Linked DNA regions of Mus musculus: regions 1 and 3 are each linked to region 2. A link is a loop called in an ENCODE intact Hi-C map of the cell type or tissue named here. Cell type or tissue: heart. All regions are shown on one strand.

Evidence for each region. Hi-C counts contacts between places; a loop is a spot of excess contacts. Peaks named below come from ENCODE experiments on the same cell type or tissue, not always from the same donor. Only the 100,000 strongest peaks of a DNase experiment are listed, where the experiment ranks them.
Region 1: a loop joins it to region 2, with 2.8 times the contacts of the local background. A loop is called at or near these places in 17 of 42 quality-filtered maps.
Region 3: it touches region 2 in a loop (2.7-fold over the local background); 4 of 42 quality-filtered maps call a loop at or near these places.

The regions. Positions count from the first base shown.
Region 1 is chr8:25,750,783-25,758,782 of GRCm38, reverse strand. Ddhd2 (DDHD domain containing 2) reads left to right here and starts at 4,503. Exons shown (of 18, transcript NM_028102.1): 1 at 4,503-4,597; 2 at 5,610-5,835; 3 at 6,493-6,683; 4 at 7,991-8,000. The coding sequence starts at 5,616. Gm17484 (predicted gene, 17484) reads right to left here and starts at 4,303. Exons shown (of 2, transcript NR_154462.1): 1 at 4,064-4,303. In heart, a CTCF peak has its summit at 4,409; a DNase peak (open chromatin) is centred at 4,362; H3K4me3 peaks cover 1,865 bases; H3K27ac peaks cover 1,527 bases.
Region 2 is chr8:26,154,057-26,162,056 of GRCm38, reverse strand. It overlaps Thap1 (THAP domain containing, apoptosis associated protein 1), which reads right to left and starts at 3,888. Exons shown (of 3, transcript NM_199042.2): 1 at 3,536-3,888; 2 at 1,087-1,282. The coding sequence starts at 3,606. In heart, a CTCF peak has its summit at 4,361 (motif pointing right); DNase peaks (open chromatin) are centred at 3,346 and 3,936; H3K4me3 peaks cover 2,501 bases; H3K27ac peaks cover 1,989 bases.
Region 3 is chr8:25,594,461-25,602,460 of GRCm38, reverse strand. It overlaps Letm2 (leucine zipper-EF-hand containing transmembrane protein 2), which reads left to right and starts at 4,965. Exons shown (of 11, transcript NM_001364069.1): 1 at 4,965-5,186; 2 at 6,016-6,099. The coding sequence starts at 6,053. D830025C05Rik (a long non-coding RNA gene) reads right to left here and starts at 5,978. Exons shown (of 1, transcript XR_003947362.1): 1 at 3,254-5,978. It also overlaps a transcript of Nsd3 not described here. In heart, a CTCF peak has its summit at 3,490 (motif pointing left); DNase peaks (open chromatin) are centred at 270, 890, 4,870 and 5,350; H3K4me3 peaks cover 3,109 bases; H3K27ac peaks cover 2,923 bases.

The DNA.
Region 1 (8,000 bases), 400 kb after region 2:
TGGGACATTTATAATGGCCTTCCTTGGTATTTACCTGATAATCTGTTTTTTCTTTCATGAGTCCACACAGTATGTTTCCTTAGGGGTGTCTCTTAGCTGCGCTATTTCTCTGGCTTCACTTGTTTATGCTAGTCTGGGACTACCACCTGAACTATTTTGTAGTTACCTATATATGTGTGATTTATGCCTTCCATTGATATTGTCAGATATGGTCCTAATTAGACCGGAGCTATGAGTTTGAAGAAGAAAAGGCACAAAGCTCGCTAGCCCCCTCATCAGTCTTATCAAGGTGAAATATGTGTGTGTGTGTGTGTGTATATAATATATATATATATATGTACATGTGTATAATATATATTATAGTATGCAAATATACTGTATACACACATCTATATTCATGTATATACTATACATATATATATATATCTCATATATATTATATATATGCCATATATATACTACCAACATGACACTGTGGATGTTGATGCCTTAATTACTGGCTAGAATAGTATCTGTCAGATTTCTACCCTGTAAAGGAACTCTTTTAAAATGTTTTTCTTCATCTTGTAAATGTACATGACTTACTTTATTGACCAATTATAAGTTGAAAATTTCCTAAGTCAAAATGGATTGAGGGCCAGTGAGATGGCTCAGCAGGTAAAGGGGCTTGCTGCTAAGCCTGATGACCTGAGTTCAATCCTCAGAGTCCACCTAAAGGTGCGTCTTGTTTACTTTTCTATTGCTGTGATAAAATACCATGACCAAGGCAACTCACAGGAAGAATTTATTTGGGGCTTGATATAGAGGGTTAGAGTCCATGGCCTTCCTGTCAAGGAATGGCAGTGGGTGAATAGGCATGGTGCTAGAGCAGTATCCAAGAGCTCACAACTTGAGCTACAAGCACAAGGTAGAGAGAGAACTGGGAATGAGCTTTTGAAACCTTAAAGCAGGCCTCCCATGGCTGACTTCCTCCAACAAGGCCATCCCACCTAATGCTTCCCAAACAATTTCACCCACTGGGGGCCAACTATTCAATGAGCCTATGTGGCCATTACCATTCAAACTGCCGAAAGAGGAAGGAGACAACAGACTCCCACAAGTTGTCTCTGAGCTCCACACATACACTGGGTCATGCCTATCTCCACACAAAAAATAAGTGAATATTTAAAACACTTAATAAAACAAAATAGGGCTTATTCTGGAAAGAAGTGGGAATGATAATTGTTATCTAGCAGTTTCAACATTGCATGTAAACCTCTCTAGGCACCGTACTGGCTACTGTTCTTAACCTTTTGTTCTAGATCTCGCATCAGCAACTACCTGAGGCCAAAGTCAACTCCCTACCTCTGTTAGTCTGCATGGTGTCTCTGCTGCTTTCCTGTTGCCAGCAGGCCAGTGGATTAACTGCAACACAGACCTGTGGCCACAGGACCCAAAATATTTATCTCATCTCTGCACTAGAATATTGAAAGGGAAAAAGTAGAAGCCTGTTTCATAGTTTACCTTTAACACACACACACACACACACACACACACACGCACGCACAAAAGAGATGGCTCAGTGGTTAGGAACACATGCTCAGGAAAAGGACTGTGTGGGTTTAATTCCCATAACCCACACCAGGGAGTTCACAACCACCTGTGACTCTCTAGCCTTTGTGGGCACCCAGATATACACAGAGACATACAACTAAAAACAATGAAATAGTGAAAAAAACCCGAAATAAATATTTAACAAAAAGATTTATACGCAAAGAGTAGCTAGAAAACCTAAGTGAACTCTTATTAATGAGAGCTATTATAAATATTTGCCTAAAACTAGCTACTTCCTGGGCCTTTGGATGAACCTAATTTATTCTGTTTGAGGCAGTGTGTTTCTCAAAGTACAGATCCAAACTACTTGCATCTAAATCTCACGGAGCATTTATTTAAAATACAGATGCTAAATACACATACACAGCAGATTCTTCCGTCCTGCCAAAGACCCCCTGAAAAGAGGATTTCGGATACACACCTGCGTATTTGATTACTGTCAATGTATGTAGTGTCTGACTCTTTTATAGCATCCACTAAGATAAAGTTCTCTGTTATCTCCCTTGGTAGGACTATGAACTACTACTATTCATGGTAGATAGTGTGCTAACTACTTTTGTGTTCGAAGTTCAGAGCAGGCACATGGAGTGACCAGAGTTCATAAAGAGGGCCCCTGGATGATGGAGATTTTGGAGCTGCTTCCAAGAGTAACAAAAGCAAAACCACTTTCATGAGGATCACAGTTCAAGGGCCACGGCCATCTTTAGCTACATAATGAGTCTGAGGCCTGCCTGGGATACCTAAGCTACTAGCTCAAAAGACAATGAAAATCGGCTTTACAACTAAAGCAATAACAAAACTCACAAGTCCAAGGTAGATATATTCTAATGATATACTTTGTTTTTTTTTTAAAGATTTATTTATTTATTATATGTAAGTAAACTGTAGCTGTCTTCAGACACTCCAGAAGAGGGAGTCAGATCTCGTTAAGGATGGTTGTGAGCCACCATGTGGTTGCTGGGATTTGAACTCTGGACCTTCAGAAGAGCAGTCGGGTGCTCTTACCCACTGAGCCATCTCACCAGCCCCCTAATGATATATTTTGATGGGTTATGAAAAAAACCGTTATGTTTTCAGATTCCAAACTGCACCCTAAGAAGCCGCATCATTCTGGGGGCTCCGTGTGTAGCGCAGGAGGCTAGCACACCCAAGGCTCTGAAGTTGATCTCTGGCACTGCAGAATAAAAAGTAAGGTCTAAGGCTTGAAGAGCTGACCCGACAGAGCATCTGTTGCTCTTGCATGGGAAGGATTTGGCTCCCAGAACCAGAGTTACCATCACCTGAAACTCCAGTTCCAGGGGATCTGCTGCCTCCTGACCTCCACAGGCACCAGACACACACATTATATACACACATAGTAAAATAAATCTAAAATGTTTTAAAATATCAGTGTTAAGGACACCCTGCTCCTGCCCCCCAAATGGGGGGAGGGTTTCCAGTGTGGCCTAGCGTGACTGCACGCACAATCCCTTGGGACAAGGCATGAGTTTGATTCCCAGGACCCCTACAGTGAAAGGAGAGCTGATACCTGAAAGTTATTCTCTGAATTCTACACATGAAGCAGCACATACATGACACACACACACACACTGCATTGGCTGGTTTTGTGTGTCAACTTGACATAGGCTGGAGTTGTCACAGAGAGAGTAGCCTCCCTTGAGGAAATGCCTCAGTGAGATCCAGCTGTAAGGCATTTTCTCAATTAGTGATCAAGGGGGAAAGGCCCCTTGTGGGTGGGACCATCCCTGGCGGGTAGTCTTGGGTTCTATAAGAGAGCAGGCTGAGCAAGCCAGGTGAGGCAAGCCAGTAAAGAACATCCCACCATGGCCTCTGCATCAGCTCCTGCTTCCTGACCTGCTTGGGTTCCAGTCCTGACTTCCTTTGGTGATGAACAGCAATGTGGAAATGTAAGCTGAATAAACCCTTTCCTCCCCAACTTGCTTTTTCGTCATGATGTTTGTGCAGGAACAGAAACCCTAACACACACACACAGACAAATATATAAATGTAGTAATTTTTAAAGGTCGGAGACCAATATGGGGCTTCATAGCAAGGCCATCACAAAACAACAACAAAAAAAATCACACAAAAAATGGTGTTACATTAACGTGCAGATATTGGTGTGTAGGTGTTGACTTGCAGAGACTATGTGGTTTTTTTAAAAAAAAAAAAAGTCCACGTTTTGTTCCTTCTCAGTTTCTGGGGGAAAAAAAAAATCTCGAAGCCTTGTCTTATAATCAAGTTAGAAACCAGCAAAGCCTCTTGTCTTTCCTTCCCGTGGCACCTGCTAGTCAGGCGCTCCAGCGACAATCCGCATCTCTAGCCCTGCCAGTCTCCAGAGCGCTGGGCTTACGTGAATAGCCACCGCCATCACCCTACATCAACTAGGTCAAAAACAAAAAACAAAAAAGCCAACAAACAAAAACCTCATTTGCTGCCTCTTACAGCATCCGTATTCTGTCAGACTCACCTCTTAGGCTTTAGGGATAACTTTGACAGCCTCTCAATCCAAATAGAGGGAGGGAATGGAGGACAGACAGACAGACAGAGCCTTCAGTCACCCCAGTCCTGCCCACCGGGGTTGCCGGGACCCATGAGGGGTCAGAAGGTCCGATTTTCCTCCTTCAAAGCCTCAGCGCAGGCAAGGCCTCCCGTGCGTGTCCCCCACGCCCCTAGCGCGTGCCCGGCGCGTGCCCGGCGCCCGACGTCTGCCCGCAGGAGGAGCCAGGTCTCGCGCGAGTCCCCCAGTCCTCACCGCACATCTCGCGACACTTCGGAGGATCTTTCTGCGCCTCCGGCTCTCACCGGGAGCGCAGCCTCCGCGGGCGCACTGCTCTCCTCCGCTGGAGCGCTGAGGAGCCCGCGGTGTGGGGATTGGGGCGCGGCCGCAGGCTCCGCCCGTCCGCCCCGCCCGGCTTGGGAGGTAGGCTGCAGCGGCGATGTGGCCCGGGCTCCCTCCGCGAGGGCTGAGAGCGCGAGCGGCGGTGTGGACGAGCGAGTCCAGGTCCGCGCGGGAGCCTGGGCCGGGGCGAGCCGGGGGTGGAGAGGCTCCAGTGTGCACGGTATCCCGGGGCATCCGTGGACGGCTCGGCTGCTCTCCTAGATCCCGAACTCGGAGCCCCGAGCTGGCGGCGGGAGCAGGCCGAGGTCTCGGGAGGATAACGGGGAGGCCCGGGGAGTGTTGGTTCCTGAGCTGTGCGGTCCGACCGTGCCCGGTGCAGCGATGCCGCTCGTCCATCTCCCGTCCTGGGCTTTTGGGTTCTGCTTCTATGTCTGCAGCGCTAGTCCGCCGGGTGCTTTAGTGCTGGGGTCGGTGGGAACTCGCCCGACATCCATCGCCCCGGGGGCAGTTGAGGTCATTTGTCACTTTTCATCCGAAACTCTGGCTCTGCGTCTCGGTGGGTCGATGCGCAGCTATAGCCTGCAGGCAAAGTTTCTGTTTGGGCGTTAAATGTACCAGAGCCCGTATTGAAGCACACTGGGAGGATCAGCCAAAATGGTTCTTAAGCGATTAGTTCTGTTTTCTGTATAGTAAGATTCCAATAGTTATGTAAATGTGTGTGTAATTAGAAATGTACAATAGAGCCTGGGGCCTTAAACCTACCTGTTATTACTGTCTGACACACTAAATGGTTTGTAGTGTGCACACCTGGAGGTAGGAAATTTCCAGCCTTCGCTGGTGCTGCTACTTTTATTGTGAAAATTGTGGTAAAACACCCTGTTGCAATCAGTTTTGACCGTGTGTTTCTTGACATTTCTGGGTTTTCTAAAGAGCTTGTTGTATGATTAGACATTTTTTAGTTTTCTAAGGAGAATTGGAAGCTCAGTATAGAATGATGGAGCTGAACATTTTGTTTCTCTCCCCAAATAATTGTGTGTGTATAAAAATTATGTAGCTTTTAAATATTGCTGTTTTCAAGAACAGCTTCCAAAAATGGTTATTGAGCATATGAACATTACAGTGTTAATAGATGCAAAATAATTCTCCTGATAGTTTTTTTTATTTTGTCTTCTAGAGCGAAATGTCATCGGGGGAATCACACCAGGAGCAGCTGTCTCAGTCAGATCCGTCCCCATCCCCGAACTCTTGTAGTTCCTTCGAACTCATAGACATGGACGCCAGTAGTTCCTATGAACCCGTTTCTCCACATTGGTTTTATTGTAAGGTACTAGATTCCAAGGAGCTCTGGATTCCTTTCAACTCTGAGGATTCACAGCAGCTGGAAGACGCATATGGCTCTGGTAGGAAGAAACTGATGACTCTAATAAAAACTAACAAGTAATATCCTCTACTGTGATAGCCACTAACATGAAATTTCAGAATTACACCATTTTCATCCTTTTAAAACTGTATTAAATTTCTGCATAGTTATCAAGTATTTTTCTCTATTCTAGCTTGTGTTTGACTTTTTAGTCAGAAAGTTTGTGTGTAGAGTCGTCACATTGCAGACTGAGCTAACATGTCGCTTTTGTTCTCATGTAACAAAGTGTTAGTGAGGATATATCATAATTGCTATTAATTTGCCTTTAATCCAAGTAAAAACTTCAGAAAAAATCTATGTATGTATCTGTATGAGACTGTGAGTGTGTGTGTATAAGTGTGTATAAGAGGCATTATTGTCTTAGAAGAGGAAAAATGTTCAGCTAGTATTTGCTTTTTTCATTAAAATATAATTGGTTTGAAATACTAAAAATTACTCATGAAAAAAATATGAGCAAAAAAAAAGAAAAAGGATGAGTGAAAAAAAAAAAAACCTAGGAACCAAATTCTGTTTCTGATGTAGCCAAGTGGAGCCTGTGTACAGCTCCTGTGGCTGTTTTGGACTGTAACTTACAAGTGTATTTGGGAGAGTTGTTGTGACATAGTGGACTTCTTTTCTTTTTTGCAATTCTTGATAGGAAAAGATTGTAATGAGAGGATTGTTCCCACCGATGGGGGCAGATATGATGTTCATTTAGGGGAGCGGATGCGGTATGCTGTGTACTGGGACGAGCTGCCATCGGAAGTGAGACGGTGTACGTGGTTTTACAAGGGAGACAAAGACAATAAGTATGTCCCCTACTCGGAGAGCTTCAGCCAAGTCTTGGAGGTATTCCTCTGCGTCCGGTTCCCCGCTGCTTTCTCCGTTCCTTCTGTCCCAATTCTAACAGACCGTGTGAAACTTCCAGGAAGAGGTCACCTGCTTTTATGTCATACTTTATGTAATTTCTCTCTGCAGGCTAGTTTCAAATTAAAGTTTTAACTTCAGATTTCAAGTTTTCTAGAAATGGTATTGTGCCTTTTAAATTTAAATGTACCCAGGCAGTGGTGGTACACGCCTTTAATCCCAGCACTCAGGAAGTAGAGGCAGGTGGAGCGCTTGAGTTTGAGGCTAGCCTGGTCTACAGAGTGAGACCCAGGACATCAAGAACTATACAGTGAAACCTTGCTTCTCTCTAACAAATAAGTTAATCAATCAATTAATTGAATGTTTCCCAATGATAATTCTTGTTAACATCTAAAATATAACCACAAAAACAATCTTTTACATAATTTTTAGAAGATTAAAAAAAATTTTTTTTGAAACAGAGTTTCTCTTTGAAGTCCCGACTGTCCTAGAGCTTGCTAAGTAGACCAGGATAGCCTCAGACTCAAGAGAGATCTGCCTTCCTCTGCCGCCTGATTGATTGCTGATCCTAAAGTCATGTGCCACGATGCCTAGCTGTTTAAATTTTCTTTCTTTTAATTAGGGAGTGTTTAATTGCTTGTAAGAGCACCCTGTATGTGCAGTGTCCAAGGAGGCCAGAAGAGGGCATTGAAGCCTCTGGAACTGGAGCTATAAATACTTGTGTGCCGTTGTGTGGGTGCTAGGAATTGAACCCAGGTCCTCTACAAGAGCAGCAAGTGCTCTTAACTACCAGTCCATCTCTCTAGCTATAAATACTTGTGTGCTGTTGTGTGGGTGCTGGGAATTGAACCCAGGTCCTCTACAAGAGCAGCAAGTGCTCTTAACTACCAGTCCATCTCTCTAGCTATAAATACTTGTGTGCTGTTGTGTGGGTACTGGGAATTGAACCCAGGTCCTCTACAAGCACAGCAAGTGCTCTTAACTACCAGTCTATCTCTCTAGCCCTAATTTGAATTAGTCTTACTCTGAGAAATATATTGATTTTATTGAACTTGAAATAGATTGTTATCGATATTGATGTTGTTGAATAGCTAGGAATACAGTTCCGTGGTAAAGCGCTGGTCTAATACATGCGAGGCCCTGCATCCGTTTTCCAGCACTTTACTACCAAGAGTTTTAAAATGAATTTGTTAACTTGGAGAATAATTTTTCTTATTGGAATTCATTAATAAGTTTGGCTTTAAAAACAGTTGTTAGAGAATCTAATATAAAATACATTTTCTTTTAAGGATACGTACA
Region 2 (8,000 bases):
GTTTCCTTGTATTTGTATGGGGGAATGGGGCATCCTTACTGTATAGTCCAGGTTGGCCTGGAAAATGGCAGTGTTTACCAGGCTAGCCTCAACTGTGGCAATCCTCGCAGTTGGTTCTCTGCAGTGCTCAGACTGCAGGTGTGTGCCACCATGCGGCATTTCCAGTCCTAATTCAACTTTTCTAACTGACGTTAAAGTGGAATTTGTGAAACAGAGAAAGTGATTTAGTTGGATATAAGTAAATACTAAACACCCAAAACAGAAAAAAATTAATCTGAAAATCATCCCCAGGAATGAAAATGAAGCTTATCAACACATAAATGAAACAGAGTTTCCGTTACCTTAAGCAGAACTAGACTGAGTTATTTACTGTGAGATCTCTAATGTGCAGAATTGTTTTTAAAACATGTATTATTGTTAATAGTGGCCTTTTTTTTTCTTAAAAAAGAAAGATTTATATTTTAATCATGGGCATATCTGCTGTGGGAGTGGGGGGATGGGAGGGTATGAGAAGACTGCTTGAAGTAGGTGTTAGGAATCAAATTCAGGGCCTCTGGAAGAGCAATACACATTTTTTTATTTTTTTTAAGATTTATTTATTTTATGTGAGTACACTGTAGCTGTCTTCAGACACTCCAGAAGAGGGCATTGGATTCCATTGCAGATGGTTGTGAGCCACCATGTGGTTTCTGGGAATTGAACTCAGGACCTCTGGAAGAGCAATCAGTGCTCTTAACCTCTGATATTCTTAACCACTAAGCCCCAACAGTAGCTACTGCTAAATGATAGGTTTCAGATACACTTGTTTTGTTATCCTTTCCCTGATTTTTCCCATGAACACATTAGCTTCAGAAATGAAAACAGCATTCACCCAAAGCCAATGCTTATGATAGTAGAATTTGGAAGGTAAAGGCAGGAGGATCAGGAGTTCCGATTCAGCCTCAGCAGCTCAAAGCCAGCCCAGACTACTTACGACTCTGTCTCACACAGGGATGGGAGGGGAAGAGACTGGAGGGGAGGAAAGAAAACAGAGAAAGGACTGGGAAAGGAAAAAACACCAACCCAGCACTTAAAAACCCACGTTACCTTCTCATGTGGCTCGATATAGAGAAATATTGTGGGCACAGCGTTCTCCTTCAGTAGCTTGTTGTTGCACTCCCTCTTAAAGCAGTCCGGGGTGAAGTGCTCCGAGCAGATGCTGCTGTACTTGGTGGGCTTGAAGTTTTTCCTTTTAACAGCTGCCTCCCACTGCTTACAAAGGCTGGGGCGAGTAAGAGGAAACCTAAGGAGAGACAATCCAGTTCTCTGACTTTAAAAAGATAAAGAAAAGCCCCACACTCTCCGGCTTACTAAAGAACTACCTTACCCCATCCTAAGGAGACTCTGATTGGAGATTAGTTCTGGTTACCAATCTCCCTCAGGAAGCTTTACCTTGTCATAACGAAGACACTTGACAGTGCAATTAGAACAGACAGTATGTGCAGTGCACTTCTACTCATGCCTTACTAGCAATTCTGTGTCTTATAGAAGAACAAAAATCGGACATATGTCTATATCCTCAAAGAGACTTCTAGCTCTTTTTTAGTCAGTCCAACACATAGACTACATTCTGACAGCCTGAATTATACGCAAGTGATAAAGAAGGTAAGGACTTTATTTTCGTGCTTAATTCAGCATACAGAGTGGGGAGTCTTTATATTTATTGCCCTGTGCTTTTCTATATCAAAGACGCAGTGGGAGACGCTAGAGTGATCAGAAAAAGCTATAGAATGTTTCAATTTAGCTTTACTGTTCTTTAGCTGTTCCACCACATAAGGTATGCCAGACCCCGATCATCCTGTTCTTCATGAAGACCTAGCCAACCTTCGTGTTAGGGCTTATCTTTATATTAGCCAGCTTTCTCCACTGCAACTATGTTCAGGCTGGAAAAAGCATATGCCTAAAAAGAAGTTCAAAGCACCATGGTGGCAACTTCTTATAAGTCCTAGTGTCTCGTCTCCTAGGACGGGGGCACAGAACTGTCAAGCAAGATCTTGGCCACTTACTGTTCTTACATAAGGCTTAAGACTCATGTTAGCCCTTGTTCTTATTTTCCAACACCCAGCAGTTGAAACGGTCTTTTTGATGTGTGCCATTTTTAACTAGTCTGCATACTTGAAGGTTCCCTGGGCCATCTTAATAAAGCATAGGAAAGGGAGGCGGCAAGTCGAATGCACGTCCCTGTCACCATTCCCTCATCTAGTCCTACATTCTGAGGATGTATGAAATTTCAAAAAACCAAGTCATAGTTTAGGCTATATTCTAGCCTATTCCCCAGAGAAAACAGCACACAAGTCTTACTTTCTTGCAAACATTATTAAACATGAACACTACTGACCCCTCAAAATCTGAGAGACCATTGTGAAATTTGTTTCTGTAATCGTTTTGCTATGGATAACTTGCATAATTTACCAGTGGATCTGATTTCTTAGCTATCATCTGCATACAGTCAGGAATTCCTCCAAAACCTAACATAAAACTTGTAACAACAAATTTACCTGCCTAAAAATTGTCACATTTTGTGGACTGTTAGCATTAACAAACACCATCAGTAACGCTAATTCTATGACTTTCTTCTTTCAAGAGAGTATTTTTATTTTTCTCTTTAAAAAGATTTATTTATTATATATAAGTACACTGTAGCTGTCTTCAGACACATCAGAAGAAGGCGTCATTTCTCATTACGGATGGTTGTGAGCCACCATGTGGTTGCTGGGAATTGAACTCAGGACCTCTGGAGGAGCAGTCAGTGCTCTCAACCGCTGAGCCATCTCTCCAGAGTATTTTTCACCCTGGCTTCTTGATTGCTGCACCCACTACAAGAACGAGCCCTGACGGCTGTGGGGGTAAAGCTGGTATTCGCTCACATTAACCTTCACCACGGCAACAGAGTCAAGTGTGTGCTATCGTCTCGTTCTTCCTGTGTGTTGAAAGACAGGGGTTCATCTCGACAATACCAAGAGCCTCCTCTAAAGCCCATGGATGCTAAAGGTTGGTTCTTTGACGCTAGGACTTAAGAGTCCTCCCTGGCATCCCGGTCAGCTGCCCTGCTTCCTTCCCGGCATCCACAGTGAGGTCCGAAACCTGTCCTCCTCCCCCTGTGCGTTCCCAGCTCGACTTCCTCCCTATGTGCCACGGCCACGCCGCGGCTTGGGACGAAGAGGTACGCAGGGCTGCGAGAGGCTTCTGGGCGTCGCTCGCTCGCTTGCCCGCCCGCCGGAAACCCTCCGCGAGCGCGAAGGCGCGCGGTCTCAGCCCCCAGCGGAGGCCAAGACCAACGGAGACGCCGCGCGCCCGGGATGCGCAGCGGGGGCGCGCAGCCACGGGGACGCGCCCCCGTGGGTCCCCGCCCCCGCCGGCCCGGCCCGTCCGCCGCCCTGAGCGCCCGAGCGCCCGCCCCGCCTCCTCCAGGTCTCGCGCGGCCACGCGCCGGGCTCCGCCCCCACCCGCCCGCGCGCCCCTGTCGCCGCGGCCGCGGAGCACGCCAGTTACCTACTTGTGGAAGGAGACGGGCTTGTCCTTGTCGTAGCGGTTCTTGCAGCCGTAGGCGGAGCAGGACTGCACCATCCTTCTGGCCCTCCACACTTCCCTTCGGCCCGGGAGGCAGGCGAAGGGGGCCGTCGGGGTCGCCGCGCTCGGCCTTGATAACGCTCGCCGCTCTCGGTGGCGTCGGTCAGCAGTTACGGGGACGATCACCTCGCCGTGGGGTGGGGGTTGGGGTGGGGGAGTGACTACCCTGTCCGTTGTGGGGTTTGCTTTAGCAGAAGGACCACAGCTGTCGCCCGTCTCCCATCTTCAAGATGGCGGAGGCAGCTTCAGCCTCACCTCTCGCGAGGACTCGGCTCGCCGTCTCTGATTGGCTGAAGGTAACGTTCCCAGGGAAGCTGACCATTGGCTGGGGCGAGGCGCGCCTGTGGGGCGTGGTCAGCAGTGCGGAAGTGGGTGGGCCCTCTGCGCCTTGGCCGGAAGAGAGCGCGTTTGTTTGGGATCCTGACTGCAGTCGTTCTCGTAGTGGTGACTGTCGTTAATTTGTCCGGCGTTTTCTGCTGCAGCTTGATAAAGAACGGCCTGTTGGGTCCGAAAGCCTGCAGGAGAACGTGGAAGAGCTCGTCCCTGGCCATACGCAGTTTTTTTTTAAAGGGGGGGGAACCAGCAGATGCGTGGATTGTACAAACCTGTGGTCCACGTTCAGAATCCAGGTGACCGTCTAACTAGACAACGAGGACAAACGCGCATTTCATTTCCTCTAAGCTGGGAAGGAAGACCTTTTTTTTTTTTTTTAAATGTATGTGAGTACACTGTCGCTGTCTTCAGACACACCAGAAGAGGGCATCAGATCTCACTGCAGATGGTTGTGAGCCACCATGTGGTTGCTGGGAATTGAACTCAGGACCTATGTAAGAGCAGTCAGTGCTCTCAACTGCAGAGCCATCTTTCCATCCCTACAGTGCACTTCTGAACGTTGTTACCTTTGTGTAGGCGCAGCGATTTTTCAAGCTGAAGACAAGTGTTACAGGCTTGACCCTCTGTAGTTTGGAGTGTGTGGCGCATTCTCTCCCTTATAAACTATTTTCTGTACCCTTAAATATTGCTTCTCTTAAGGATCTATTTAGTGGCTACCATCTCTAGAACTTTGACTATTGAACCCACATACCATCTTTTCCTAGCTCGTTTTACTTGAGCACACATGGACTTGCCTTCAGAGTTATCAGGTATATGGTTTAATACATTCGCCAACTACTTAAATCTGAAATCCTGGTGTCACTGAGATAAAACAAAAAAACTAGGCTTTAATTCAGCAGAAAAGAACACTTGTTGCTCTTGCAGGTGACCCGGGTTCGATTCCCAGCACCCACAAGGCAGTTCACAACCATCTATAACTCCAGGCAGCTGGGCACCAGGCACACATGTTGTGGGTCAGAGGACAGTTTGTGGGAGTGGGTTCTCTCCTTCCACCTTGTGGGCTCTGGGACCTAACTCGGATCATTAGTCTTGATGCTAAGTGCTCTTATCAGCTGCTCCTAGGACCCCTTCCTCGAGACTTAGGTTAACCTCATAGAATAGAGAGGTTATTCTCTCACCACCATCCTTGAATTCAAGTACTCACAGTCTCAACTTTTTGTCAGTCCTAGTCTTCAGCTTTCTCTCTGTCCCTCATAAAAACACTGCCAGCCCCTTGTTTATAAAGCTTAGACATCCCAGGATACCTCTGTAGTGAATAAAGTCCAAATTGCTGATGATGGCAGCATAAGCAGCAGGTACTCCTGTGTTTGTACCATCTTCCCCTGCTTGTCCTTACACTCCTGTAACTGCTCAGATAGGCAGCTTTGCTTGGCCTGGGATGCCCGTCCCCTGACTGCTTCATCTTTCCTTAAGATGTATCTTGTGTGTTTTTTTCTGTCAGGTTTGCCTTATACCTTTTTGTTTTGGTGAAGTTGTGTACTTATGTCTGTAATTGTGTGCTGTAACATCTCTGTCTCATCTGACTGGGGTGCTGGGGAGGCTGGCAGCATCTTACTGAACCTGGTAGCCTCAGCAGCTCTGGTTGTCACAAATTAGGAGACATTGAATTAAATGGACCTAGAAACTGTACCTAAATTCGTTTCAGAGAAGTAGCTATATATTAGGAACACCAGAAGAGTGGTTTATTAACATTTTATAGGGTATTGATACTAGGTTCTCTACTTTAGTCCACTGCAAAGAAAAAAAAAATCATGATATGGTTAACAGATGGTACCCCAAAAATAATTTATGTAGTTACCTTAAACTCTGAACACATCATATGGCTTGTTATTTATTGAAAACCTGTTCTGTACTTCTGAGGGGCTATATAGTGAAGATGGGTGGTATAGTAGTCTGCCTTACTAGTTATTTTACTAAGCTAGTGTTCTGTAGTGAGAAGAAGGAGAGTCACACAGAAATTCGAAAAATGCTGGAGGAGGTTGCAGTTATTAAAGATGAGGCTAGGACTGGCCTACTAGAGGAAGCAACTACTGAAAGATTTCAAATTAGCTGTGAGGACATCTTCTGTACCTGGTGCCATGAGGCACGGGAAGCCCACCTCCCGAGGCCTGGGGATCCAGCCTGTTCAAGGAGAAGCAGAAGTGTGTTGGAGTTGCTGAGTGCAGTGGCTTGGGGGACAAGTAAGAGGAGAGGTTAGAGGATAAGAGCCTAAGGGGTTCTGCAGGCTGATGTAAGCTGCTGGTTTACCATGCTGAGGTTCTTGTGCTGAGCAACAACCTGTCTCCACAGTCAGCTTTGAAGCAGAAGGGTGATGCAGGTTTAAATACACTTCAAGTTCAGGCTTGGTAGCACACTCTTGTAATCTCAGCCTTCACAAAGGAAGGGCAAGAATTGTGCTGAGTCTGAGGACTACCTGGTCATAGTGAGTTCTAGCCAACCAAGGTATACAAAGTCAAAACCTATCGAAAAAATAAATTCTGCTGTGTTGAGATGGGAGTAGGGATGTGAGGTGTAACGTGGGCGGTAAGTGATCATTTATCTCGTTCATTAGTTCATTTTCCTATATTATGCCCCCATATGGGCTAGCATGTTATTTACAGAACTGTTAGTGAGGCATATTAGTGTATCTTCATAGAGCTTATTCTATAAAGGGGAAAGTAGAATAAAAGTGTAAATTAAGGGCTGGAGACTTTTTTTTTTTTAAAGTATAAATTATACTAAGGTACCTGAATAAGGGTAACTAAGGGTAGGTATCCCATGCAAGAAACAAACATTTGAATGTTAATCAGAGGATGGAATGGATGAAGGTGAGGAGGAACATTCCAGACACTGGGAGTGTATGTTAAAGCACCAACCTGTGTTTGAAAGTACAGCCAGTAGAAGAGGGCCAGACCCTGGTGGTGGAGCCAGTTAGGAGAAGGCCATGAAGTAAAGATTGAAGGAGCCGAGTATTAGTATGGATGAGATTCAGTGGCCACTGAACCACTTTAGGCATTAGTATTTTATAAGGGTAATTCTGCTTATTTTAAGAGCTGTAGAAGACAACAATTCAAAAAGACAAACCAATTAAGAGGCTGTTGCTGGTGAGCAAAGAGGTGGTAGCTTGGGTGAAGGTGGTAGCAGAGAAGCCAGGACTGGTAAGAACAAGGTGTGTGCAGTGCAGGCAATACAGTTTAGTGAGAGGAGAGTGAGAGAACTGGGCAGGGTTTGAGCATGGTTCTAAGTTGAGCATTAGATGTATGAATGTATGTAATACAAAAGTGAAAGAAGAACAACTCACAACAAAATAGAACTTGGAAGCACATTACGCCAGGGGCAGTTTGTAGGACTGGGGATGTCAGAAAAGAAAGCTAAAAGTGGTGTTAGAGTTAAGCAGTAAATGCCCATTAAGAAAACACTTGGGTCCAAGCAATATCCTCCCTGGTCTGGGTGAAGCCCTAACCATCCAGTTGGACCTGATCAGTCAATCACCTGGCTGAGAGCCCACCCCTAGAGAGAGGTTCACCTTAAGACATGACAAAGAGAGACAGGTGGAATGAGGTACTGTAGACCCTTCTAGAATCCCTGCCTCTGGTGCTGTAGAATTCAACTTCGTAAGTCTGATTCAACTTCATAAGCCTGCCTACTTTTCTTTCTTTCGAAGCATTGCTTGCCTTAACACTTGGGATTTCACCCGCATATGGGCATGCTTGTCCACAATGTGTTTGACTTCCATACCAGCTTAATTATGCCATCCTAAATGGTAGAGTTGGTTTGGTGGGGTTTTGTTCCTGTTCTTTAACCATTATCCTCCAGTCTTCAGGCAGCTGCTGAGTTTTATAGCTTGCTTGCCCTGGATTTTTTTTTTTTCTTTTAACCTCTAAGAAGACTGTACTTGAGCCTCATTTGAGTGCATCCTTTAATTGTGTTAACAAGACTGAGAACTCCAAAAGGGGACTCCAACTTCCCTTTACCACTGGTTCTATGCTTAAGACTGCAAACCACTAAGGAAGTGGACA
Region 3 (8,000 bases), 560 kb after region 2:
GCCGGACGGGGGTCGCCGCGTAGCTGCTGGTGCCGGAGAGGAGCCGGAGGCTGGCGGCCCCGAAGGGCAGCAGGGTCCCAGGGTTCTGATCGAAAGCTGCACACCTCTCCCAGCAGACACCCGGCAACCCAGCCCCGGTCTCGGCCTCCGTCCGGATCTCCGCGCCGCCAGCTCCCGCCGCCGTCGCCGCCGCCGCCGCCGCCTCCGCGCACAAAGCCCCCCCGCCCCGTTCGGCGCCGCCGCCGCCAAATCCTAGGTCTCCTATTGGCTACTGGCCGCGGCGCCTGCCGGGAAATGCAGTCCGGAGCTCGGCGCTGAGAGCGAAGGAGGAAGAGGCTCGTCAGCCGCGGAGAGGAGGGGCGCGCGAGAGTCTGGAGCAGACGCGAGACCGCAGGCGATGAGGCAGAGGGACAGGAAGGGCTGGTGCGGAGGGGCAGCCAGGTCGGGCCTGCGAGGCTAATACTTACTAAACGGCAGCACGTACTAGACGCCATATGGTACTCGAGTGGCCCTGCGCTACCATTCCTAGATGTTAGGAAGAACCTGATGACCGGTACGCGGTGACGCAGACCGGGGAGTGCCCGGGAGTCACTGACAGCCTGACAGCTGTCAGCAGAGCGCCCTGGCCCCGGCGTCCCAGACACGGGCCAGCACGTTAGGACGACAGCCCGAGCCGGGGCAGTCTCCTTCCCCGGGAGAGAGACCGGTAGCCGCCAGTGTGCCCGGGGGTTGCCGGGCAGTCCGCGTCCAGCAACAGAAGGCACCCCGATCTCCCGGGCAGCCACTGGACCCGGTTGCCCTCTTCCTGCCCGCACCGGGGTACAGAGGCTTGTGGGTAGCCGGGAGGACGTCAGCGCGACTGCATCCCGGGCCGCGGGCCACAGCGAGGACTGCGGGCGGGTCACGTGCCCCGGCCCTGCGCTGCTCCGGGCCAGAGCTCCGCACTGAGTGACGTGGGGATATTTGTCCCAGAGCGATCACCGGAGAGTGAGAGGAAGGGAGGCAGTCCTCTGCAAACCCCTTGCCCTTCCCATTCTAGGAAATACGAGTGATCCAGTGACAGGGCCGGGTAAACAGTCTTGAAGGGGTGTGCAGATGTAGTTTCTTGGGGCCTGGTAATTACTTAGAAGGTCCAACCCAGAAACGAGAACTTACAAAGGAAACATACGTAGCCATCAAATGAGGAAACCGATACACTCTTGCTTTCTGTTCTGAGAATTACCGAACCCTGTCACTACAAAGTGTCAACCTCCAGTCGGGCGTGGTGGTGCACGCCTTTTATCACAGCACTCCGGAGGCAGATTTCTGAGTTCGAGGCCAGCCTGGTCTACAAAGTGAGTTCCAGGACAGCCAGGGCTATACAGTGAAACCCTGTCTCGAAAAACAAACAAACAAACAAAACAAAACAAAAAAAGTGTCAACCTCCTCTCCATAGAGACTACATTTGCTACCATTAAAGGAAATTTCCTGATGTGTTTCAAATACCACCTCAGAATTTTTTGTTTTTTTTTTTTTTGGTTTTTTTTTTGTTGTTGTTGTTGTTTTTGTTTTGTTTTTCGAGACATTGTTTCTCTGTATAGCCCTGGCTGTCCTGGAACTAACTCACTTTGTAGACCAGGCTGGCCTCAAACTCAGAAATCCGCCTGCCTCTGCCTCCCAAATGCTGGGATTAAGGCATGCGCCACCACGCCCGGCGGGTTTTTTGTTTTTTGTTTTGTTTTGGTCTTTTCGAGACAGGGTTTCTCTGTGTATCCCTGGCTATCCTGGAACTCACTCTGTAGACCAGGCTGGCCTTGAACTCAGAAATCCACCTGCCCCTGACTCCCAAGTGCTGGGATTAAAGGCATGCACCACCACTGCCCTGCCTCAGAACTGTTTTTAATATTTTATATTTTTATGTTTATCAGTGTTTTGCTCACATATATATCTGTGTGCCTTGTGCATGCCATGTCCCCGAAAAGGTCAAAAAAAGGTGTCAGATCTACTGGAACTGGTGTTATGGATGGTTGTGAGCAACCTCTTGGGTGCTAGGAATCAAACCCTTGCACTCAGCAAGAACAAGTGCTCTTAACCATTGATCCATCTCTCCAGCCCACCTCCTCAGAATTTTAGAAAAATCTCTGCAGTTCACTGATTTTAATGGGCACTCATACTAAAAGTGATCATGAAAATAATTCCATTGATGATATTATCATTATTATTATTATTTTGGTTTGGTCTCTATTTTGGTTTTTGGAGACAGAATTTCTCTGTGTAACAGTCCTGGATGTCCTGGAGTAATTCCCTTTGTAGACCAGGCTGGCTTTGAACTCAGAGATCCACCTGCCTCCCTAGTGCTTGGATCAAAGGCATGCACCACAATTGCCCTGAAAAGTCTTTTTTTTTTTTTTTTTTTTTTTTGAGACAGGGTCCCTGGCTGTTCAACTTCCTGTGAAGACCAGGTTGGCCTCAACCTAATATAATTTCTGCCTCTGCCTGCCAAGTGCTATAATTAAAGTGTGTGCCACCATGCACAGGAACAATAGTGTTGATTTTTGTGTTATTTTGTGTGTGTGCAAATATGAGAGGAGTGCTTGTGGGAGCTAGCTCCAGACTTGCACCGTATTACAGGGCTTGAACTCCCATCATCAGTGGCACTGCAAGCACCTTTTCAGATGAGCTACCTCCTTAGACCACTTTACTGTTCATCTGTTAAGTCTTGTTAGACCCAGAAATCCTCCTTCCCCAATTTACCCACACATAATACTTTATGTTTCCATCATCTAACCTATTCTGAGGTTCAAACCATGCTTACTCTTTTCAATAGCAAACGAGCAAACAGCTTATCAAGACAGAAGCAGAAGAGGTTTCTCCAGGTTATGGTGGTAAAAATATATTCAATTTATCCTAAACACCAAATTGTCAAACCTGATAAAGTATACAAACCTGGAGAAAGTATTCATTGCTTTGAACAAATGGGTCTCATCAGGGTTCTTATCCCCCCAACCCTTCTTAAAAGAACTGGATTGTTAACTTGTGACCAGATTAAAAAATCTTCTTTATGTTTCAAATACTGGGTATGGGATAGTTCATCTGGCTTTTAAATAATACATTTTACTGTACCTGCTTGTAAGTGAATATAATTCATGGATAAGAATTTTTCCATAAGATATTTCATTGTAAAATGATAAGAATGTTTTTGCATTTGACAAATATTAAAATAATTACTGTAGAGCTTGGAATTATCAGAGCGAGAAAACAAGGAGAGGGAAGCTTTAGCATGGGACATAATCTCTTTATTATGGGACATAATAAGCTCTTTAATCAGGAGCCAGGAGGATCTCAGTGAGTTCGAGACTAGCCTGGTCTACACAGTGAGTTCCAGGCCAGCCAGGGCTACATGGTGAGACCCTGTCTCAAGGCGGGGAAGGAGGAGTTAAGTTTTGTAAATTTCAATTCTTTATGATCAGACTGTGAAACAGAACCCCTAGTGGAAAATTGCCTGACATGCACAAAGGGACCCCTAGTGGCCAAACTGAAAAGTTTTGCTTATTTTAAGTAGTCCATTCGGTTAGTTGAAATATACTTTTTTTTTTTTTTTTTTTTTTAGGATTAAAAACGGCCTCCATTTCTTTTTTTCTTTTCTTTTTTAGTTCTTTTGAAACAGGATCCCACTGTGTAGCCCTGGCTGTCTTGGAACTCACTTTGTAGACCAGAGTGACCTTGAGCTCACACAGATCTGCCAGTCTTGTCTATTAAGTACTGGCATAAAAGGCATGCACTACCATGCCCAGCCCTCAAAACTTATTCTATTTTGTACAGCTCATAATTTTATCATCAGAGTTCTCAGAAAAGTTGAAGAAAGCTCGAGCCAGGCATGGTGGTGCACACATTTAAATCTGAGCAATTTAGAGGACCAGGCAAATGAATCTCTGTGAGTTCAAGGCAAGCCTGGTCTACATAACGAGTTCTGGGCCAGCCAGGCCTACATCGTGAAACCCTGTCTCTAAATAAATAAATAAGCAAGCAAACTAAAATATAGAGTCAAAGATGGCTGCAGTGGTACACACTTGTAACTAAGCACTGGGGAGGCAGGCAGGTGGTTCAAGGGTTCAAGACCACTTTCTGCTACTACCTATTGAGTTCCAGCCCAGCCCGTGTTACATAAGAACCCCGCAAAATAAAAAGAAATTGAAAAAAAAAAAAACAGATAAATAGGAACAAGAATGCTTTCAGAACTTTAACTTTCCCAAGATGGCTAGTTGCCCGCCCTAGGAACGTAAACGTCCTCAAACCCACAATGCCTATCTTATTTAACAAGTACTCTAGAATATATTTTTGAATGTTGAGATTTCTACACAACTAATGATAAGCGACAACATGAAACCATTTTTTAAAGAGAAAAATCAAATTCCGTATGAAGATTTCAGAAGCATTCCAGCCTTCGACCCCGCAGAAGAAAGGTTTTTTTTTTTTTTTTTTTTTTTTTTCTCAGTGCTGCCCCTCTGCCACCAGGACCTCACAACCTCCTTCGCCAACCCAAGACCTCTAGGCAGTTTCGGAGACTAAAGGGTGAGGAACGGAATCATCAAAGTGATGTCATCAGTGACTCCAATTTGGGTTACAAAGGCTACTATCAGACCTTACTCTGGTAGGGCCTCCATTCAAGGAGTTCTCGAGGAGTTGGCTAGACTACAGAATGTGGGCAGGCAGGGGGGGGGGGGGGACGCAGCTTTGGTCCTGTAGTACAGACGCTGCCTCAACTAACTCCGACCCAGAAGTGACTTCGCGGGCTCGTGCGGGGGACCTTGTTGCCTTCCGCGCGGCTGCCGTGAAGGACGCGAGCCAGTCCCAGGATTTGAGAGCTCATTGGATGGTAGTGGCGTCACTCGGAGTGACGTCACAGGGCGAGGCGCAGGAGGTGGAACCATGGAGACTGGGCTTCCGGCCCCTTTAGCGTGGGGGCGGGGAGGAATTGGGAAGGTAGGGTTGGGGCCTTAGTCACCTCGCAGCGGACAAGGGCTCCCTCGGCGTCTCCCGTCAACCCCGATCTCTCCCCTAAACTTTGGACATTCTCCCCTACGGTGTACCTGACCCCACTCCAACAATCCCCAGACCCACCGCAGTCCTCCCCACTTTCCGCGGAGACTACCGGCCGAGAGCCGAGGGCGCCTTTTGCACCGGTGCGGCGAGCGCGGGGTGCAGAGGTAACCCCGCAGCGCTGGGCGTGGGGTTCCCCCGAAACGCCGGGCAGACTGCCTGGGAGTGGCCCGTAGCCCCGGGGCCAAGGGCTGGGGAGCCTCCGCAACAGGCCCGGCCTCCCTCCGGAGGAGCGCTGTCCGCGGTGGGGCTGGTTTCCGAGGTGCTGTGCCCGGTTCGCGATGTTTACTTTTTAGCTGAGGTTTCCATAGGGTGGGGTTGAGGGCCTGGGGAACCTCCTTCCGGCACGATTGCGAGATCGCAGTGTTATGCCAGTAGCTGAGAAGCGGCTCGGGGTGGAGAACGGTTTTAGTTAAAGGTACAGAGCTTAGTTCGGACTCTGGAGATTCTGCATCTGCGCTTGAGCCTTTAGTAGATACCATTATGTCTTCGCTGTTCCCACATGAAATTAGTGAGAACTTTTAGACTTTTGGGTTGGTGGTAAATGAATCCAGGGTGCTTACTTTCTACTTGTATTTTCTGGTTACAGATAAAGATGTCTTTCTCCTTTTAACCGTCGCAGCAGATTATTAGACACTATTGACCAGAAATTTAAAAAATTAAAAAAAAAAAAGCCTTTGGAGGCCACATCGTCTTCAGGATCATCTTCTTAGAACCCATTTCTGTGTGTTTGGATCGAAAAAGTACCATTTTCAAATCCAGAGCTAAGAAAATACTGAGGCTTTTGTAAATGAACTTGAAGGAAATTTTACACCTTGAATATGCAAATCTCTCTCTTTGCCTTAGTTTTTCTTAAAAAAAAAAAAAAACCACCTAAATTCTCATGTTTAATTGATTCCTTTTTAAAATACTAAATTGTTTGCTTCTTTTGCCTAGGTCTCTGTGTTGGTTAGTTGAAACAAAAAAAATAAACATGGCCTTCTACAGTTATAATTCATTCTTAGCTATTTTCTGGACAAGGTAAGGCTTGGAGTTTCCCACAAAAAAAAATGTATATAAACTCATGCATCTATATGAAAAACATGTGTTGTAAAAGACGTGGTGACAAATGCGTTTAGTCCCAGCACTCAGGAGACAGAGGCAGGCTGGTCTCTGAGTTCAAGGCCAGCCTGGGCTACATATCAAGACCGTCTCAAAAATATACATAAATAAATAAAGGAAGTAACCAACAAAACAAAAAGATTGGCTTAGTACAGAAAACCTTGCTGAGTTTTCAATACATTTCAAGGAAGAACATATTTTAATTTGAACTGCTTTAGAATGTAAGCTGAGTAATTTTGGAAATACATGATAGAGGAAAATAGATGAGACAGTTTTAGAGTGGCATTTCTGTTATTGATGAAGATTACACGAGGACCTCAGGTGTAAGGAAAAGTAAAATGGCTCTTAAACAAGCTTAGCCCAGGACATGTTCCAGTCTAAGGTCCCTTGTCATCTCACTTGTGCATTCAGAAGATTAACTGAACACTCACCACTTGCCACATTCATTGTATATTTTTCCTTTTGTCCATTTATAGGCTATATTTTGATATGTTTAAAAATTGCATTAAAGAATGGGAAAAGGCCATCCTTTAGCCAAGAACAACAACAAAAATCTCCCCTTCTCTCTTTCTTTTTTCTTTCTCTTTCTTTTTTCTTCCTTCCTTCCTTCCTTCCTTCCTTCCTTCCTTCCTTTCTTTTTCTTTTTGTTTGTCTTGGGGTTTTGTTTTTGTTGTTTGTTTTGTATCTATGTCCTGGAACTCACTCTAGACCAAGGTGGCCTCCAACTCAGGCATCTGCCCACTTCTGCTCCTGAGTGCTGGGTTTAAAGGTGTGCACCACTCTTGACTGACTGGCTGCTTGGTGCTATCTCTACTTGGCTGTGTTTTATTTATGTTCTAGCTTAACTACAGGATTAGAATATAAAAACCATTGGTCGAAGTGCTCAATTCTAATTCCTATTTTTCAAAGTCTCTTGAGTAATTTCAGGGAGATTATATTTCATCCCTTTGAGGGAATCTATAGACACATGGACAAAACAGTATCACCTGATTGGTTAATCCTCACAGGGACTATGAAGTTGTTTCATCAAAATGTTCTTGGTTGTCAGTAGAGTAGCTAACAGTCAGAGCTTCGGCTACTTTATGAGAGTAGAGACAGTACTGTCATATCATCCCTGACAGAAATATGTTTTTGAATAGATACTTTTTCTAATAAGACATTTTAAATCTTTTTGTTGCTTAACTACTCAAAAAGAGCATGCCCCTGACACCCTTTTGGAGATCACAGGGCATCTTATGAAAGTCAGTTCTATCCTTCTACCATCCGGGTCCCAAGGATTTAACCAGGGTTTGACAGCAAGTGCTTTTACACCCTTGAACTATCTCACTGGCCACTAGATGTTTACATTAATAGTTTCAGAACTTGGAACTTGCTATAGCAAATTACTCTTCAGAATTAACTTACTGATATTTTTCATAAGAATATGTTCAATGATTGAGCACAACTCAGCTATTTGAACACTTGCCTAGCATATGTGAACTTTTTTTTTTTTTTTTGGCTTTGGTTCCCAGTATAGTTTTAATGGTGCACACCTTAATCTCAGCAGTAGGGAGGCAGAGGCAGTCAGATCTCTGAATTCCAAGCCAGCCTGGTCTACCAGCAAGTTCCAGGAGAGCCAGGGCTATATAAGCCCTGTCTCAATGTCAGTTTAAAAAAGAAAAAAGTTAGCCAGGCGTGGTGACACACGCCTTTAATCCCAGCACTCTGGAGGCAGAGGCAGGCGGATTTCTGAGTTCGAGGCCAGCCTGGTCTACAAAGTGGCTTCCAGGACAGCCAGGGCTATACAGAGAAACCCTGTCTCGAAAAACCAAAAAAACAAA